Regions from separate parts of the Homo sapiens genome. Here region 2 is linked to region 1. Evidence: read pairs that join two places in POLR2A ChIA-PET (ENCODE). Cell type or tissue: PC-3. All regions are shown on one strand. Links, peaks and the distances in the headings refer to the core of each region. The heading gives the core; the rest is flanking DNA. Region 1 overlaps SLC17A5 (solute carrier family 17 member 5). Region 2 overlaps CD109 (CD109 molecule).

Region 1 (6,473 bases), core at 1,474-6,473:
CAGAGAACTCAGAGAAACACTTTATTTTATGTTTACCCACTTATTATAAAGGGTATTGCAAAGGATATAGATGAACAGCCAGATGGAAAAGCTGCATAGGGCAACATATGTGGGACCGGGTAGGGAGTTTTCATGCCCTCTCCTGGAACACCACCCTCCAAGAACCCCGACCGCAAAAGTTCATCCAAACCCTGTCCCTTTGAGTTTGTATGGAGACTTCGTTAAATGTGTATGATTGATTAAATCATTGGCCATTGGTGACTGGCTCAACCTTCAGCCCCTCTCCCCTCTCTGGAGTTTGGGGGTGGTGCCAAAAGTCCCAGACCTCTAATCCAGCCACCATCCTGAAGCTGTATGGGGACCCCCAGCCACCAATTGTCTCATTAGCATACAAAAGACACTGTTACCACTCCAGAAATTCCAAAAGTTTTAGGAGCTGTGTGCCAAAAAACCGGGGGCAGAGACCAAATATATATTTCTTTTTTAAAACAATTTTTTAATAGAAATGGGGTCTTGCTATGTTGCCCCGTCTGGTCTTGAATTCCTGGCCTCAAGTGATCTTCCTGCCTCAGCATCCCAAAATGTTGGGATTACAGACATGAGCCACCACACTGGCCATATTTCTTTTCTTATTTTTTTTCTTGAGACAGGGGCTCACTCTTAGCCCAGGCTGGAGTGTGGTGGCATGATCTTGACTCACTGCAGCCTCAACCTCCTCAGCCTCAGGTGATCCTCCCACCTCAGCCTCCTGAGTAGCTAGGACTACAGGCACACACCACCATACCCAGCTAATTTTTTAATTTTTACTGAAGACGGGGTTTCACCACGTTGTCCAGGCTGGTCTTTAACTCCTGAACTCAAGTCATCTGCCCGCCTTGGCCTCCCAAAGTGCTGGGACTACAGGAGTGAGGCACCACACCCAGCCCCAGCCATTTTGTTTAATTTCTTTCTTTAATGGGACAAGGTCTCGCTTTATTGCCCACATTGGCCTTGAACTCCTGGCCTTCAGCAATCCTGCTGCTTCAGCCTCCCAAAGTGCTAGGATTACAGGTGTGAGCCACCACACCCAGCCCCCAGCCATATTTTTTAAAATCACAATATCACAACAGTTCAAGACAAAATAAAAATGATAATATTAGTCTTTTATTTTGTTCACATAACAAAACACTATGATGCATTTAAGTGCATTTCTTTACAATATGTTTCTTTTTGAATCATACATTTTGAGGATTAAGATTTATAATATTCACTGGGCGCAGTGGCTTATGCCTGTAATCCTAGCACTTTGGGAGGCTGAGGTGAGCAGATCACAAGGTCAGGAGTTCAAGACCAGTCTGACCAACATGGTGAAACCCTGTCTACTAAAAATACAAAAATTAGCTGGGCGTGGTGGCAAGTGCCTGTAATCCCAGCTACCTGGGAGGCTGAAGCAGGAGAATTGCTTGAACCCAGGAGGCAGAGGTTGCAGTGAGCTGAAATCGCGCCACTGCACTCCAGCCTGGGCAACAGAGTGAGATCCTGTCTCAAAAAAAAAAAATTTATAAAAGATTTATCTCCACCATGGCTTATAATTATTTTTAAAATGGCTTGCTGTGCCAAACATCATCCCTCACAATTTTATATATCACTGTGCTTTCAGCTCAGACTTTGCAATGAAGATTTTTATATCAACTTTAGACAAGATGTAATCAAAGTATTTTTAAGCCTCCATCCCTTTTCTAAGTGAATGCATTTTAAGTTTCAATCCAAAAATATTTACTAGCATTATTATATCAAATAAGGAGCTATAAATCAAAGAACTCAAAGAACCCATAAATAATCATGTGTTTCAGACTCTGCTTTCAGAAAGGTAATTTTTTTTTTTTTTGAGACAGGGTCTTGCTCCGTTGGCCAGGATGGACAACCATGGCTCACTGCAGCCTCAACCTTCTAGGCACAAGTAATTCTCCCACCTCAGTCTCCTGAGCAGCTGGGACTACAGGTCACGCCACAGCACCCAGCTAATTATTTTTGATTTTTTGTAGAGACATGGTTTTACCATGTTGCTCAGGTTAGTCACAAATTCCTGGGCTCAAGCGATCCTCCCACCTCAGCCTTTCAAAGTGCTGGAATTACAGGCGTGAGCCACTGTGCCTGGCCTAGAAAGGTAACTTTTAAAACTATCTAATCAGTTAGGCATGATGGTATGTATCTGTAGTCCCAGCTACTCCAGAGGCTAAGGTGAGAAAATCTCTTGAGCCTAGTTGTTTGAGGCTGCAGAGAGCTATGATCACAACACTGCACTCCAACCTAGGCAACAGAGCAATACCCTATCTCTAAAAATAGTTAGAAAAAAATGTACGTAGAAATAAAACTGTCTAAGACAATCATTTAACTTTTTAAAAGTCTCCAGTAGAGACCCTGGAAGTCTCAGTGACTATACTTCAGTAATTACATTATAAAAAGACCCTGGCTGGGCTCGGTGGCTGTTGCCTGTAATCCCAGCACTTTGGGAGGCAGAGGCGGAGGCAGGCAGATACTTGAGGTCAGGAGCTCAAAACCAGGCTGGCCAACATGGTGAAACCCCATCTCTAATACAAAGATTAGCTTGGCGTGGTGGTGTGTGGCTGTCCCAGCTATTCAGGAGGCCGAGGCAGGAGAATTGCTTGAACCTGGGAGGCAGAGGTTGCAGTGAGCCAAGATTTCGCCACTGCACTCCAGTCTGGGCAAAAAGAGTGAAAAAAAAAAAATTAGCCAGGCATGGTGGCACATGCCTTTAATCCCAGCTACTCAGGAGGCTGAGGCACAAGACTTGCTTACACCTGGGAGGCAGAGGTTGCAGTGAGCTCAGATTGTGCCACTGCACTCCAGCCTGGGTAACAGAATGCGACCCTATTTCAAAATAAATAAATAAAAGTAATGAAATTAAATTAAATCAGACATGGTGGCGTGCACCTGTAGTCCCAGCTACTCAGGAAGCCAAGGCAGAGGATCACTTGAGCCTGGGAAGTCAAGGCTGCAGTGAGCCATGATCGCACCACTGCACTCCAGCCTGACGACAGTGAGACCCTGTCTCAAAAAAACAAGAAAATAAATAAATAAGTAAATAAATGTAATTGAACTTTTTTTAAAGTTCCTCAGTTGCAGTATATACAAATACAACATTTCCATCATCACAGAGAGCTATTGGATAGCACTGCTGTAGACACAGAAAAACTGACAGCCCACTCATTAAGTCTCTTCTCATATTTTACGCTTAACTGCCTGTAATGACCAATGTGTATTCTTATCAGTTGTTAATAATAGGGAGGATTCCTGCATATTAGGTGGGGCAGAAAAAAAAAAAACCAAGGCCGGGCATGGTGGCTCACACCTGTAATCCCAGCACTTTGGGAGGCAAGGTGGGTGGATCGCTTGAGGTCAGGAGTTCGAGAACGGCCTGGCCAACATGGCGAAACCCCATCTCTACTAAAAATACAAAAATTAGCTGGGTATGGTGGCCCAGGCCTGTAATTCCAGCTATTCAGGAGGCTGAGGCAGGAGAATCACTTGAACCTAGGAGGCAGAGGTGGCAGTGAGCCCAGATCACGCCACTGCACTCCAGCCTGGGTGACAGAGTGAGACTCCAGCTCAAAAAAAAGAGAGAGAGAATGAAGACAGAGATTTTAAAAAATCTTTTTAAGAAACAAGGTCTTGCTCTGACAACCCAGGCTGGAGTGCAGTGGTGCCATCATAGCTCACTGTAACCTTGAACTTCTGGGCTCAAGCAATCCTCCCACCTCAGCCTCCTGAGCAGCCAGGACTACAGGTGTGCACCACCATGCCTGGCGAATTTTGTTTTTAATATTTCGTAGAGACAGGGTCTTGCTGTGTTGCCCAGGCTGGCCTCAAACTCCTGGCCTCAAGTGATTCTCCCGCCTCAGCCTCCTAACGTGCTGGGATTACAGGTGTGAGCTGCCACACCCAGGCAAGATGGAGTATTATTCTAACCTCATCCAACAGAGTTTATTATTCAGTTTATCTCCTTTGGTTATATGTATTTTAAACCACATTCTGTGTCAGCTATTGCTTCTCTCTAGAAACATATTTTTAAGTTGTTCTTGTCTTGTTCTTCTCTAACACCATGGAATTTTAGCTGAGTTTTGGCCACATGTAGATTTAATAACATTGCATAATGAGATTTTCCTTTTATAGTATATTAGTTGTATTACGCCCATGTTTTCCAGCATTTTTTTTTTCTCATGAAATTTGTTAGTCTTCCAGGCAATATAGTGTTTCTACAGTAGGTGGCAGCAATTTCAAATTTCAGATTTATACCATATTAAGGTAGAGCAAATATTAATGCTGGGTGTTTTTTCCCTTTTATAACTTTTTAACTCCAGGAATGATTGGACCTGCAGTATTCCTGGTAGCTGCTGGCTTCATTGGCTGTGATTATTCTTTGGCCGTTGCTTTCCTAACTATATCAACAACACTGGGAGGCTTTTGCTCTTCTGGATTTAGCATCAACCATCTGGATATTGCTCCTTCGTGAGTACTAATATAAAGATTTGCTGTGATTGACTTTAAATTATATTTTTAAAAATCCTGATAAAAGGCCAGAGGCGGTGACTCACACCTGTAATCCCAGCACTTTGGGAGGCCAAGGCAGGCAGATAACCTGAGGTCAGGAGTTTGAGACCAGCCTGGCCAACATGGCGAAGCCCTATCTCTACTAAAAATACAAAAATTAGCCAGGCATGATGGCGGGCACCTGTAATCCCAGCTACTTAGGAGGCTGAGGCAGGAGAATCGCTTGAACCCAGGAGGCAGAGGTTGCAGTGAGCTGAGATCGCATCATTGCACTTCAGCCTGGGCAACAAGAGCAAGACTCCATCTAAAAAAAAAAAAACCTGATAAAATAGATATGATATAAAACTTACCATTTTAAGTATGCAGTTCTGTGGCATTAAGTATTCACATTGTTTCATAACTAGCACCACCAACAATCTCTAGAGCAATTTCATCTTCTCAACAGAAACTGTACCCGTTAAACACAATCTCCCATTTCTCCTTCCTCCCAGGCCCTGGCAACCAACATTCTACTTTCTGCCTCTATGGATTTGACTACTATAGGAATGACTTTAAATTCTTAACAGGATTTTAATTTACACAATAATTAAAGCAGGAAGTTGTTTTTAAATTTAAACTTTTAACTATCATCACCTCTGTCCACAGTGCTCTCATTAGAACATTGCAATAACTCATTACTGTGTCTGTTCACCCAACTAGACTAGGAACTCTGTGAAGGCAGAAACTCCCTTATTGTCCTCAGGGCTCTCCATGGCACTTGGCATGTAGTAGGCATTTTGTCAGATGAATGAATGTGAAAGAGTAGACCCAATTGATTTGTCTAACTATATTACCTATGTGCAAATATATTTGTGTAGCCCTTGATAGTTTACACATCACTTTCATAAACACTATCCATTTTACCCTTAAAGCATTCCTTTGAAGTAAGTATTTTTGCCCTATTTGAACGCTAAAGAAACTTAAGAGAAGTTAAGTGATTTATCTTGCAGCACACAGCTAATATAATAAATGATAGAGCCAAAACTTGAACCTAAAATTTTTACTTTTAAGCCCAAAATTCTTTCTACAGCTACCTCTCTGGAAATATTCTTTGAGCCACATACTTCTAAAACCATTTTGTGCCAGCTGACAAGGTAAATAAGGGAGCTATGTAAATATTTTAACCCAAAAGTTTTAATACACTTTATTTGTAAAAATAATAGATATAAATTTATTTTGGAGAAAAGACAGATGGACTCTTACCCTCTTTTCACTACCTCAAAATCTTCACACCTGGACTCCTACAGAATCTTCTGATTTCTATGAATCCTCAGTCTCCTATCTCTTCAATAAATACTCTAAGATAAGCTGCACTCTGTCACCCAGGCTAGAGTGCAGTGACGCCACTGTAGTTCACTGTGGCCTTGAACTCCTGGGATCAAGTAATCCTTCCTGCTCAGCCTCCTGAGTCGCTGGGACTGCAGGCATACATCACCATGCCTGGTTAATTTTTCAAAAAATATTTTGTAGAGATGGGGTCTCCCTATCTTGCCCAGGGTGGTCTCAGTCTCCTGGCCTCAAGTAATCTTCCCGCCTCAGCCCCCCGAAGTGCTAGGATTACAGGCGTGGGCCACAGCACCTGGCCAAGACTTGAGGTTTTGTCAAGCCTAGGATTGACGAATAGTCAAAGGGATATGGGAATTGAGAGTTTTGGCAAGAAATAGTTCTAGGCTATGTTATCGCTTAGGATGTTTTTAGTTGAAGTATAGAAATTCTAATTTAAACTGGGCTAAACAGCATAATCTATTGATTCACTTAATTGTATCCAGAAATAATAGGCTTCAGGCAAGAGTTGATATCCAGCTGCCTACTAATATCACCACAGATTGTTTCTTTCTCACTCTCTGTCTTTTACAGTAGTAGTTTTGTCCTAAGACTGGGTC
Region 2 (13,521 bases), core at 1-5,000, 160 kb before region 1:
TTTGAAACCAGCCTGTCCAACATGGTGAAACCCTGTCTCTATTAAAATACAAAAATCAGCTGGGTATGGTGGCTCACGCCTGTAATCCCAGCTACTTGGGAGGCTGAGGCAGGAGAATCGCTTGAACCCAGAAGGTGAAGGTTGCAGTGAGCCAAGATCACATCACTGCACTCCAGCCTGGGTGACAGATCAAGGCTCTGTCAAAAAAAAAAAAAAAAAAAAAAAAGGCCACTTGCGTGGTGGCTCACGCCTGCAATCCCAGCACTTTAGGAGGCCAAGGGAGATGGATCACAAGGTCAGGAGTTTGAGACCAGCCAGGCCAATATGGTGAAACCCCTTCTCTACTAAAAAAGTTTAAAAATTAGCCAGGCGTGGAGGCGACACCTGTAGTCCCAGCTACTCGGGAGGCTGAGGCAGGAGAATTACTTGAACCTGGGAGGCAGAGGTTGCAGTGAGCCGAGATCACACCACCGCACTCCAGCCTGAGCAACAGAGTGAGACTTTGTCTCAAAAAAATAAAATAAAATAAAAACACACAATGAGATACCATCTCACACCAGTCAGAATGGATAGCTATCATTTAAAAGTCAAAAAAATAACAGATGCTGGAGAGGTTGTAGAGAAAAGGAACACTTATACACTGTCGGTAGGAGTGTTAATTAATTCAGCCATTGTACAAGACAATGTGACAATTCCTCAAAGACTTAAGACAGAAACACCATTTCAATACTAGCAATCCCATTATTGGGTATATATCCAAAGGAATATAAATAATTCTATTATAAAGATGTATGCATGCATATGTTCATTGCAGCACTATTCACAAAAGCAAAGACATGGAATCAAACTAAATGTCCGTCAATGATAGACTGGATAAAGAAAATGTGGTACATGTACACCATGGAATACTAGGCAGCCATAAAGAACAAGATCATCTCCTTTGCAGGTACATGGATGGAGCTGGAGGTCATTATCCTTAGCAAACTAACTCAGGAACAGAAAACCAAATACCACATGTTCTCACTTATAAGTGGGAGTTAAATGATGAGAACACATGGACACATAGAGAGGAACAACACACAGTAGAGATTGTCAGAGGGTGGAGGGTGGGAGCAGGGAGAGGATCATGAAAAATAACTAATGGGTACTGGACTTCATACCTGAGTAATGAAATAATCTGTACAACAAACCCCTATGACACAAGGTTGCCTATGTAACAAACCTGCACATGTATCCCTGAACTTAAAAGTTTAAATAAATAAATAGATAAACAAATGATGGTTACAGGGGCGAGGGGGAAAGGAAGAAGAAAATGGGAATATAGAGGTCAAGGGATACAAAATAGCAGATATGTGGGATGAAAAAATGCAGTTATATAATCTACAACATGAGAGATATAGTTAATAGAATTGTATGATATTTGGAGTTTTCATTAAATCGATTTTAACTGCTTTTGTCACAAAAATGTAGCTATGCAAAATGATAAATATGTAAATTTGCTTCACTACAGTAACCACTATACTGCCTATATGTATTCCATAACCTCATGTATACACAATAACCTCATATATACATATATACATATATATATATACACATAACCTCAAATATACACAATAAAATTTATTTTAAAAAAAGCAAAAGCAGCATCTATCTCATAAAGAAATCTTCCTGTTCTCACTGGCTCAATAAACAAAGCACTGTCAAAGCTGCAGCATAGGCTAACGAAAAGAAGGCTAATGTCTAAAAATTATTCCTGGAAGATCCACATACTGAAATTATTCCAAGGCATTCAAGAGGCTATTGACAACACATATAAATTTAACAAAAAAAAAAAAGAAGCCAAAACAGTCTACTATGACAGGATCCTCACTCCCTCCTCCAGAACCAACTGGAGAAACAATAAAAGCAAGCAGAAAACTTTAACGTGCACAGTGAGAAAACCCCAGGAAGAGTGGTGGACATCTTGAATTGGTCTTGGGAGAAAGTGCATCGCTTCAGTCTAAGGCAGAAGGCAGCTAGACACAGCAGCAGACATAGTCAGAAAACAGGCTGGAGGAGAGGTTTTTAAACTTTGCTCTTATTTCCCTCCAGGGGGTAGCCTCAGGACACACAGTCCTGGCAACTTCACTGCCAAAATCAACAGCAGTAGCAGCTCAGACGGCCTGTGCAAGTATCCAAAAGATAATACCAGGTCAGCACCTCTGCCTTTCTAGTGTGGGAAAGTGAAGAAAACATGCAGACAGACCCATGTCCCTCAAGCATTCACTCTTCCTCTCCTCCTCCTCCAAACCCTCAGGGCTGGTGAATCATAACCTCAGGAGACCTTCTCTTACTGGTGCTCTTTTCCCCAAGGGTTTAAGAGTGAAACACTGAATAGAGGCAAGCAGCAGAAAGGATCAAGAGTAATTCTCTAGTCCATGAGGCTAGTCCTCTCCCCTCAGGAAGGGGTCATAGGACTTACACAGATTGGAACCTTATGCTCAGCCTTCACCAATAGATATTATCAGAGAATCTGCCAAATCAGCTAGACTTCCAAAGAGTATAAATACTGTAGAAGTAAGACATCCAACTAAACAACATATAGCATGTGACACAAAATTACTGAAAAGTTCAATTCAATAATTTAAAATACGCATAGCAAATATACACAAGGAGATAATGGGAAATATCAGAATATAAAACAAAAACAAGAAACAAAGGAAAAATAATAGATATTAAAAACATAATAGCTGACATAAAAGACACAATATGAGAGATTAAAGTAGATTAAAATACAGCTAATGAATGATCACTAAGCTGAGTTGACTGAAGAACTCTCCCAGAGAAACACAGAAAAGACAAAGAGATAGAAAACATAAAACAAAAAACTAAGAGATGTGAAGGAGGAAGTAAAAGTGCCAATTTCTGAAAAACAAAAGTCCCAGAAGGAGAGAAAAAATAAAATGGGGAGGAAGAAATAATCAACACAGATTTCCACAATTAAAAAATGAAAGAACAGCATAGATTGAAAGGCAATCTATGGTAACATGGAACTAAAATCTGTACACGAGCAAAATGATCTGGCCAGGGTAGGAGGAGAAGGAGGAGACAGAGGTAGAGACCAAAAGGAATAGGAGCATACTAGAAGATTCAAATACTGATAACCTTTAGAAACCAACAAGGATAAATTAATATGGGTACAGTTTGTAACTAACAGAGTAACAAAAATAGAACGCATAACTTCTAAATCACCAAAACAAATTTAATCTAGCCCACAGAAAAAGAATCTAAATTTTAAAATATAGAAAAGCAGAAAAAGTCCCCATTAGAAAAAGAATTACCATACTTATAAGTGGATTAAATAAAAGCTTATTAAAAGATGTTGACTATTAGATTAGATTGAAAAACAAAAGCAAAATATAATAATATGCTATTTAAAAGATACACTTAAAAATTTACAAAAGGTTGAAAATAAGAAATGTAAAAATACACCAGGAAAATATGAACCAAAAGAAAGCTGAGAAAGCAATCTTAATATCTGAAAAAATTTAATGTAAATATGCATATATTATATGTATATATAAATATACTTGTAAATATATATATAACACACATATATAAATGTAAATAGAGACAGAGTGCGCAGCACATCAGATGGGGTGTGTGTGTATGTGTATGTATACACACACGTACACACACACAAACATACACATATGTAGGGAAGAAAAAATGAAATAATATATTTACCAAGATATTTAGAAAGCTATAAAATAACAGATACTATTATATTCAGTTAAATCAAATGCAAGATCTACAGACATAAAACTAATGTGAACTCAGGAAAAGTCAAAGAGAGAAAAATGACCAACTGGTTGTAAAAAAAAAAAAAGTTTTCAAAAAAAAGAAAAGATTGAAAAAAATAGTTGTGTAGACTGAAGAAAATGTACAATTTTTCTGAAGTAAACTAAATTTTACAATATAATGACCAAATCAACCCAACTATATATAGTTTTCTTTCTGATGTATTGTTAATCACTCTACTGAATCCATTAATAGACAAAAATTATACAATCTAGTTTACAACTGACAATGGTACACAAGAATATATCAAGGACATATAAATAAAAATCAAATGACTAATGAATATGGGATTCATTTATGCAATGCTAGATGTTCATATACTTCTTGGTTTGTAAGTTTTCTGCAGAGTAACATGATTTCACCCCCTCAATATACTGCAAATTCCTGATTCAATGGGAACTGTAATTTTTTTTTTTTTTTTTTTTTTTTTTGAGACAGAGTCTTGCTCTGTCACCCAGGCTGGAGTGCAGTGGCACGATTTCTGCTCGCTGCAAGCTCCGCCTCCTGGGATTCATGCCATTCTCCTGCCTCAGCCTCCCGAGTAGCTGGGACTACAGGCGCCCGCCACCGCGCCCGGCTAATTTTTTGTATTTTTAGTAGAGATGGGGTTTCACCATGTTAGCCAAGATGGTCTCGATCTCCTGACCTCGTGATCCACCCACCTCGGCCTCCCAAAGTGCTGAGATTACAGGCATGAGCCACCATGCCCGGCACAATGGGTGCTGTAATTATTTATAACCATTACGTATAACCAAAATAGAACACACTTCAAAAATTATCTAAAGCTCTCTTATCCAACGTAACCCAGAATAATGCAAGTCAATTTCCTAGTACTTTCTTGAGTGTCTTAAAATGTAGTATGAAAATGAAGGAAAACTATAGGTGGCATTTTTTATTGTATATATTTATGGAGTACAATGTGATATATTGATATTTGTATATACTGTGGAATGATTAAGCTAATTAACATATCTATCACCTTGCATACTACATACTGATCATTTTTTGTGGTGAGAACATTTCAAATCTACTCTTTTAGCAATTTTCAAGTATATGGTACATTATCATTAACTACAGTCACCATGTTGTACCACAGACCTCCAGAATTTATTCCTCCCATCTAACTTTAGGTGATAATTCTGATGAAAGAGAGCAAGGACACTTAACCACATAAGCTTCTTTCCAACATAACCATTACGATACAGATTACTTTTTATTTGGAAGCTTTACTAATTATTGACTTACACATGCAAAGGAACTAATGAAATTTTCTTTAAATATTTAAAGTAGTACAATAAAGTTTCCTCTTTCTCTTGTAATACATATTTTCATAATGAAAAAATAGCTAAACTCACATTTTCCATTGTAATATCATTAGAGGCATTCATCAGATTCACACTTTTGTCAACAGCTACAATCCCAACTATGGAGTCAGGCTGTGTCACAGAGATCCTAAGAGAGACTTTCTCAGATGGTTCAGCTTTCACTTTACTCCAATATAGCTTTATCTAAAAAAGAGAGAAAGGAGGATTAACTTATTTCACTTTTTTAAAGCATATTCTTGCCAATAGCAGACCACTGGCCCAAAATATAGCAAAGATTCTACATTTGCCTTGGCTCAGGGATAATTCTAAAACCATGCATAACCCTTCTCTAGGGAAAGGAATAAAAAAACTACGCCCAGAGTGTTTGCAAGTCATAGAACTTCTCACAGTGGTATAAATCTGAATTATTCTTTAATTCTGTATCTTTTTTCTTCCCTTTCTCCATCTCCCACCCCTCAGATCCCAGCCAGTGCTGAGTAGAAGACAGCAGTGTCTAGCATACCTGGGGAAGGCCAGTATACAAAGGAGAAACACGAAAGAGGAAAGAAACTGCAGATGCCTACATGTTGGTGACGTGAGCTCAGAAGTGAAGGCAAGGAGAGCTCCTCGGGGACTCATAGAACCACCTGGACTGAGGGTGAGGGGTGGCCTTTCCAAGGGAGTGGGTGGTTAGAGCAAACACTAGTCCAGGCCCTCATGCTCTGTCTCCATGGCCTTCTAAACTTCCTCACCATTACCCTCAGGAAAGCATGGTCCTGGACCTACTAATACTTTATAAAGAGCATCAGTCATCGCATCACCGCTGAACCAAATGGCCTTGTCATGAGGCCCCTGCCTACTGGGCATTTTCTTTTTTTGTTTTTGAGATGGAGTTTCCCTCTTGTTGCCCAGGCTAGAGTACAATGGCACAATCTCGGCTCACTGCAACCTTTGCCTCCTGGGTTCAAGTGATTCTCCTGCCTCAGCCTCCCAAGTAGCTGGGATTACAGGCGCCCACCACCATGCCCGGCTAATTTTTGTAACTTTTTTAGTAGAGACAGGGTTTCACCATGTTGGCCAGGCTGGTCTCCAACTCCTGACCACAGGTGATCCGCCTGCCTCGGCCTCCCAAAGTGCTGGGATTACAGGCGTGAGCCACAGTGCCTGGCCCCTGCTGGGAATTTTCATTTCATCTAGCTCTATCTCAACATTCTGCTGTGCCAATGATTATAATGCCTGACAAAGAGGGCCTTAACATTCCCCTCAAGTTGACTCGACTTTACAAAGACAGGCTTCTTCCTAACTATAAGCCCCTGAGCTCCCTTTTCTTAGAGCATTTATTTTAGAAAACATGCAATTATAAATTCTTTCTCCAACTCTCTGAGATGTAAATCTTTTCCCAGCCTCTGGCCAGTTTTACAACCCAGGCATGTCTTTCTCAAGGTCCTCAGAGCCATCCCTTTGAAGTATAATCATCAAGAAAGACAGAGTCCCAATTGATCTCATTCTCTGTGGGAGGGTGGAAACCTAACTTCAGTAAGTACTAATTAGCAAACACAGACTACCTAATCACATTGACCAACCTCCCAACAATGTCCTCCAGCACTTTCATATGAGTTCACCCCAGTGCTTAAAAACTCTTCTGCCTTTTGTTTCAGCAGAGTTGAGTTTATCATCTCTCTCTTCCATTGCAATAGTCTTGAATAAAGCCTTCCTTACCTGTTTAACTTGTCCAGTGCAATTTTTTTCTGACATGCCTCTCAAACCACTGTATGTAGGTTACTTTCTCCACCTACACACTAAAGCATGGGGGAGAGGGAGCAGCATGTTCAAGACTCAGTCTTAGACCTTGTACTTCTCACTCTATACTCTGTACCTCAGAGCCCCATGGCTTCAACTTGCACTTCTGTGTGGATGATTTCTAAACCTAAATCTCTTGCCGCTCCTACAGCTCATTTATTTATTCCATAGTCATTACTGAACATTAATAAACATTCACTAACTTTCTCTTGCTTAGACATATTCCATTTCTAATTATGTTGTTTCTTTATAAATGTGATGATTATCACATAAAAATAAGAGAAAGATATATAGTTGCAAATGGAACTGAAACTAATTCCTTTCTCTTATAGCTAAGAAATTACTTGAAAGTATGCTATTCATATACTCTGCTTCCTCAAAGTCCGTGATCTTTTACACTGTAACCAGCTTTAGAACCTGGTCTTGCTTTCTGAGATGTTTAAGCCTCCATAACTTCTACTTTAAAATTCACCTTTGTCAGGCAATTACTAGGATCACTAGAAGTCAAAAATTGTGCTCTACCACTAACAAAACACAGTGTTATCTTTTTAAGAACTCTTTTCATAAGCTAAAAAAATAGAAGTTTGTATTATATTTTAACAATCAAAGTGAGAGTAATAATTCTCAACAAAACTAAAGTACAGGCCTGGCGCAGTGGCTCATGTCTGTAATCCCGGCACCTTGAGAGGCTGAGGCAGGTGGATCTCCTGAGCCCAGGAGTTAGAGACCAACCTGAGCAACATGGCAAAACCCTCTCTCTACCGAAAATACAAAAATTAGCCAGTCTTATAACCTAGTCTCAAAAAATAAATAAATACAAATTTTAAAAAAGAAAGTACAGATCACTACTGTTACTTCTCAAATATTTTAACAAATAAAGGAAAAAGAAATAGAAGAACCATACTCTGCAAATCACTATTTAAAGGAATAATTTTTTACATAAGAGGATGGAGAGGGCAGCAGTTGTTAGTGACAGCAATGGCTCATTCTTATATACATGAGATGATGCAATCAGGTTTCTTTTCAGAGCTGGGGTCCAAAGGGATTTCCTACTCAAGCTGGTCACATTAGGCTATAAAAGGCACTGGTGCACTTGGAGACCAGACTCCACACAGATCCTCACATGCAGGGTAATCAAGCTCATTGAAAAGTTGCCCTGGGCTAGTTTCCAGCTAATTAAATAGATTAATGAAAGCCCAGCTCTGCTTCTACGTATTATCCTAGATGGCCTCACTCCTTCCCACACCCTTTATATCACTGCAATATCAACACCACACGAATTCTATGTTACCACTGGAATTTCACTCCTGAGCAATATTAATTCAACCATTTGAAAAATTCTGAAACAGCTTCATGATCTGAGTTAAAGTCTTAAAGACCAGAACCATAGTTTACAAATAGACTATCAATCCCCAATAACTCCACAAGTGAAAATATATATGTAATGCTAAATATTGAAAAGTTTAACCATAGTTCTAGAAATAGAATAATATAAATTTCTAACCAGTTTGGCTTAATGATACTTTTCTAAAGAAATATTACATTTCTCAGACTTCACTAATATAAAGTTTTCTTTTAAACATCATTACCTTAAATCTTACCTTATTTTTAAAAACAAGCTGAACAGGAATTTTTAGAACATCACTTATAATTTCCCCATCATCTTCAATATAATACACAATTACACAGGCTTTTGGAGTCCAAGAATTTTCTGGTGTTAAAGAGAACATTGTTGAATTTTGTTTTCCTACAGCCACCAACTGTCCCCTGGATACTACCTGAAAAGAACAGTAGATGGGTTTAATTTATTGCCAAACCTAGTAGGATCTCATCTGAAGCTACATTAATCATAATTGTATGCATACACACAAATTCTTGAATTAAACCAGCTTCAAAGTCTTTTGGAATGCAGGAAAACCTCTCTGACAAACACAGAGAGCATACACTGAGAAAAAGAAAATGGTAAGATTAAAGTAATACTGATTGGAGCAACAGTAGCTTCATAGTCAAGAATCTATTTTTGATTGCAAGGAATACAGGGCACCATTGGGAAAGCTGAATTAGCAAAATTACATGGTCATGGATAGCACTTTTTATTTTCTTTTTCATTTTTCTTACATTGTATAATTTTCTATAATGAATATATATTGCTTATCAAATAGAAATTTAAATTTTAAACATAAAACAAGGTTTAGTTATCTATTTTAAATTGGAAATGCAAACATAGGTGAAGAAATAAAAAAGGTTTTTTATTTGATTGCAATGTTAAAACGACAGGCTAAAAAGGTATGAGGCTGAGTTATAAAAATTAATAAGTTTAGTGTAGATATAAGGTAGACACCATTTAAGATGATTCTCAACCTAAATGCCCATCAAAGGTGGACTGGATAAAGAAAACGTGGTGCACATATACTACGGAATACTATGCAGCTATAAAAAAGAATAAAATCATGTCCTTTGCAGGAAGATGGATGGAGCTGGAGGCCACTATCCTTAGCAAACTAATGCAGGAACAGAAAACCAAATACCACATATTCTCACTTATAAGTGCACACTAAATGATGAGAACACATGGACACATAGAGGGGAACAACCGACACTGGGTCCTATGGGAGGGTGGAGGGTAGGAGGAGGGAGAGGATCAGGAAAAATAACTAATGGGTACTAGGATTAATACCTGGGTGATGAAATAATCTGTACAACAAACCCCCATGACATGAGTTTAGCTATATAACAAACCTGCACATGTACCCCAGAACTTAAAAGTGAATAAAAAGATGATTCTATAATAGATCATAAATTTAGATTCTATAAGAGATTACCATATAGCTTAACTCCTTCAATCGTTTGTTGCCACTAACCACCAACTCAAAAGGCGATCCCACCTAGAAAAAAACCTTAATTAATATGTACATATCAAAAGCAAGATAGTCCAATTATATTGTAATTCTCAAGTGAATTGTAAGCATTACCTTTATATTTTCATCTCTTGTTTTTAGTTGGATGTATGTCTTACTAGGAGACTTAAACAGACTATGAACTGCCATGCTACTTTTACTACCAAGGAAATAGGCCTATAATAAAAGAAAAAGGAGCTGTAAATGTTCATCTTTAGTAACACCTTGAGAAAAGATGTTACCTGCTGAACAATTATTAAAGACCAAATTCATCTTCACTTTTTTTTAATGCAAGAAAAATACATTCACCAGACATTGGATTTTCATCATTTTATAGCTTATACTGTAAAGAAACTGATAGCTTTAAAACACAGGAAAGGAATATATATATATATATATACACACACACATATACATATACATATATATGTGTGTATATATATATATGTATATATATTTATCTTTCATTTCAATTCCTGCCAAAATAAAATTTCAAATGACTGACCTCAAACACTAGACTGGGGATTTGAGGAAATTCTCCATCATATCTTCACATTGCTATATTTTACTGTGCTCTTCAAAATGAACTTACAAGGAAAAATTTAGTCTAACCTTCAGCCACTGTCATTAAATTACTTTTACCACTCTCCTCCATTTTGTGAAACAGAAACATGTGTCCACTTCCTATGTACTTTCAGTTCTGACAGGTTGAGTGCCTACCACAAGATTACAACTGTAATGGTGTTGTTGCAGTGACACAATGATGGGAAACAGACGGCACCTTCAACTGTAGCTCACTGGAATCCTCCAGGATTGGGAATTCAATCTTAAAAGTTCCACTTTGGGGGACAGTATAATTTATTTTCTGAACAGCTTCCATTTTCTGATTTCCACTGTTAGATCCGCTCCAGTACTCAGTATAGTTTCTCTGTGTCACTGTTATGACTACATTATTTCTTCTTTCTTCAAGAGTCAGTTGGTTGCCATCAGCACGAGTTACCTTCACCTAATGGTCAAAACAAAACATCTTAAAAACACAAAGGATTTAAGTACGATTAAATACAGTTTCCGTCTGTAGTATTCTCATGAAATTGAACTCTCAAAAATTATTGGTAGCACTATAATATCCAGATTCAGTGGCCTCTCTCTAGGAGGCATCCAACATCACTGATTACTCCCTTGTTAATATTATGGATTCCCTTAACTTCCGCGGCTCCAAAATAACCCCCTTCACTTCCTACCTCTCTTTCTGCATCCTCTCAGTGTCCTTTTCAGTTCCTCTTTCCTCTCCCTAAATGTGGGAATTTTGGACATCTGTTCTTCTCCCTTCCTCCAAGGTCTCAGCAATCCTATTGCTTAGCTTGTCATCTCTGTGATTGTACCCTAAAGCCAAAATTCCCATCCTTGCCCTTCTCTGGAGTTCATGCCCAACACCTCCAGTTACCTGCAGGAAATTTCTACTTGGATATCCTGGACACCTTGAATTCACATATCTAAAATGAGCAACCATGTCATTTTCCTATTTTCGCTAACATCAGGATTTTGCAAGACTTTACATTTCTGAATTTTCCCTCCCTCTCCCCACCCCCCAAATCCAATGAACACCAAAGTCCTATGCTTCTCTCTTCCATCCTCTCCACTCCCACAGCTACCACCACAAGGCTGCCCATCCCCTCACTCCTGGGCTACAGCCATCCTCCTGCACACAGCCTGAGCAGTCTCCCTCAAACACTACCTGAGTGCACCCCGAAATTGCCAGCCAGACCTCTCCTTCTTGTCTCACTTCTTATCTTGCTCCCCACCTCCCACTCCCATGCCCAAGCATTTAAAACACAACTAATCTTTTAAAAAACAGTTTAGACCATCCTCTTCCATAAAGCATCCCATAGTAACCCCCATGCCTATCCCACAGCCAACTCTCCCCCTCTGAACGCCCATGGTTTCACTCTACTCATTCAGAAATTACCATTTGCAGCCTCAATTTTTTAAACTGACCTTTTCAAACTGCCTAAATTAAGATCATTGAAATCAGAAACTACCTGAAACGTCTACCGACCCATTCAACAAGTGACCCCTCCATTCTTTCTTTGTCGTTTTAGTTGTTTTTTTTTTTTTTTTTGAAATGGAGTTCCACTTTTGTTGCCCAGGCTGGAGTGCAATGGCGCAATCTCCACTCACCACAACCTCCGCCTCCCGGGTTCAAGCGATTCTTCTGCCTCAGCCTCCCGAGTAGTTGGAATTACAGGCATGTGCCACCACGCCCGCCTAATTTTTTGTGTTTTTAGTGGAGATGGGGTTTCTCCATGTTGGTCAGGCTGGTCTCGAACTCCTAACCTCAGGTGATCCGCCTGCCTCGGCCTCCCAAAGTGCTGGGATTACAGGCATGAGCCACCACGCCAGGCCTGACTCCTCCTTTCTTTAAATCAGAGATCAGCCAACTACTGCAAGCTGATAGGCCAATCCAGTATGTTTGTAAACAAAGTTTTACTGGAACACATTCCACTCTCACTTATTTATAAATTGGCTATGGCTGCTTTCACACTACAATGGCAGGGCTGAGTAGCTGTGACAAAGACCACATGGCCACAAAGCTGAAAATATTTACTCTCTAGCCCTTTGCAGAAAAAGTTTGGCAACCCCTGCTTTAAATCCCTACAGAAATTAATTTGTAACACTAATCTTAATCTGCCATGAGTTATAGTTAAGTATATATTTTCCTGTCACCATCACAAAAACTGTGAACCTGAGGGTAGGGACTGAGCCCTTCTTGGCTCTATAGCCCTGCCCAACACCATGCCTTGCTCATTGTCAACATTCACACAATTAATGTGTTAATTCAACATTATCTCCAAAAAATGAGATTTGTTGATAATTTTTTAATGTAACATCTTTGTTAGAACTACAATTAATCATTATAAAAACCAAATTGAAATTGAAATTTTTGACTACCATGTAATTATTTCAATTAATTAATAAAAGCTTCAGTGTAGCAATCCACATCTAACTTAAATTGCTTGTAAAAAAAAATACATTTTCAAAAAATATTTTTACTGTTGTTGAAAACTACTTTTTTAGAAAAAATAGACAAAGGTCATTTGGAAACAAATCTACATGCCCCACATGTCTAAAGAGACAAAGTTATATACTTTTTGGCTTAAATTTTTAGAAAAGCATTGAAAATATTATTTCCCATTCTATTTCATTAAGCTGAACTTACTGCTATGGACTGGAAATAAATATACCAACTTACAGTGGCTGTGAAGTTGAGAGATGGCTTCAAGACAGTAGTATAATCAAAAAACTCAATGATGTAATCATGTTGCTTGAAGAACACATTAGTGCTTACATTTCTTGAAATACCTTTTTTGGAAATTGCACAATTTAGAAAGCAAAAGTAATGTTTCACCCAAAGCTTCTATCCACCAAATCTCTCCATCTAACCTATTGCAAAAAGGGTTAAAAATATCAGGGCACATAAGCCTCATTCCCATATTGACTTTGACACTACAAGCACCACACAGTTCTATTATGTTCTCTATGGATCCCCTCTAAGCACCATTGCTGCCATTCTACCGCAGTGACATGTACAACAGCAGCAAATTAAGGCCAATGAAAGAATAGTCTTTTGCTCTTTCAGGGATTGGCTAAAGTTGTTGAAATAGTAACAGAAAGGTCCA

What was found. Peaks named below come from ENCODE experiments on the same cell type or tissue, not always from the same donor. Only the 100,000 strongest peaks of a DNase experiment are listed, where the experiment ranks them.
Region 2: POLR2A ChIA-PET joins it to region 1 with 9 read pairs; 2 of 35 experiments call an interaction of 5 or more read pairs at or near these places.

The regions. Positions count from the first base shown.
Region 1 is chr6:73,608,436-73,614,908 of GRCh38, reverse strand. SLC17A5 (solute carrier family 17 member 5) reads left to right here. Exons shown (of 11, transcript NM_012434.5): 9 at 4,362-4,509. Among named protein-coding and RNA genes, the nearest start is that of SLC17A5, 42 kb to the left of the region's middle. RefSeq lists enhancers at 3,348-3,517, 5,279-5,448. In PC-3, for the core only: a CTCF peak has its summit at 4,259 (motif pointing right); no DNase peak of the experiment used is centred there.
Region 2 is chr6:73,763,259-73,776,779 of GRCh38, reverse strand. It overlaps CD109 (CD109 molecule), which reads right to left. Exons shown (of 33, transcript NM_133493.5): 10 at 13,095-13,204; 11 at 10,626-10,850; 12 at 9,920-10,021; 13 at 9,770-9,832; 14 at 8,549-8,725; 15 at 5,199-5,351. Among named protein-coding and RNA genes, the nearest start is that of CD109, 74 kb to the right of the region's middle. RefSeq lists an enhancer at 2,200-2,494 and a silencer at 2,200-2,494. In PC-3, for the core only: no CTCF peak of the experiment used is centred there; a DNase peak (open chromatin) is centred at 2,229; H3K4me3 peaks cover 370 bases; H3K27ac peaks cover 1,502 bases.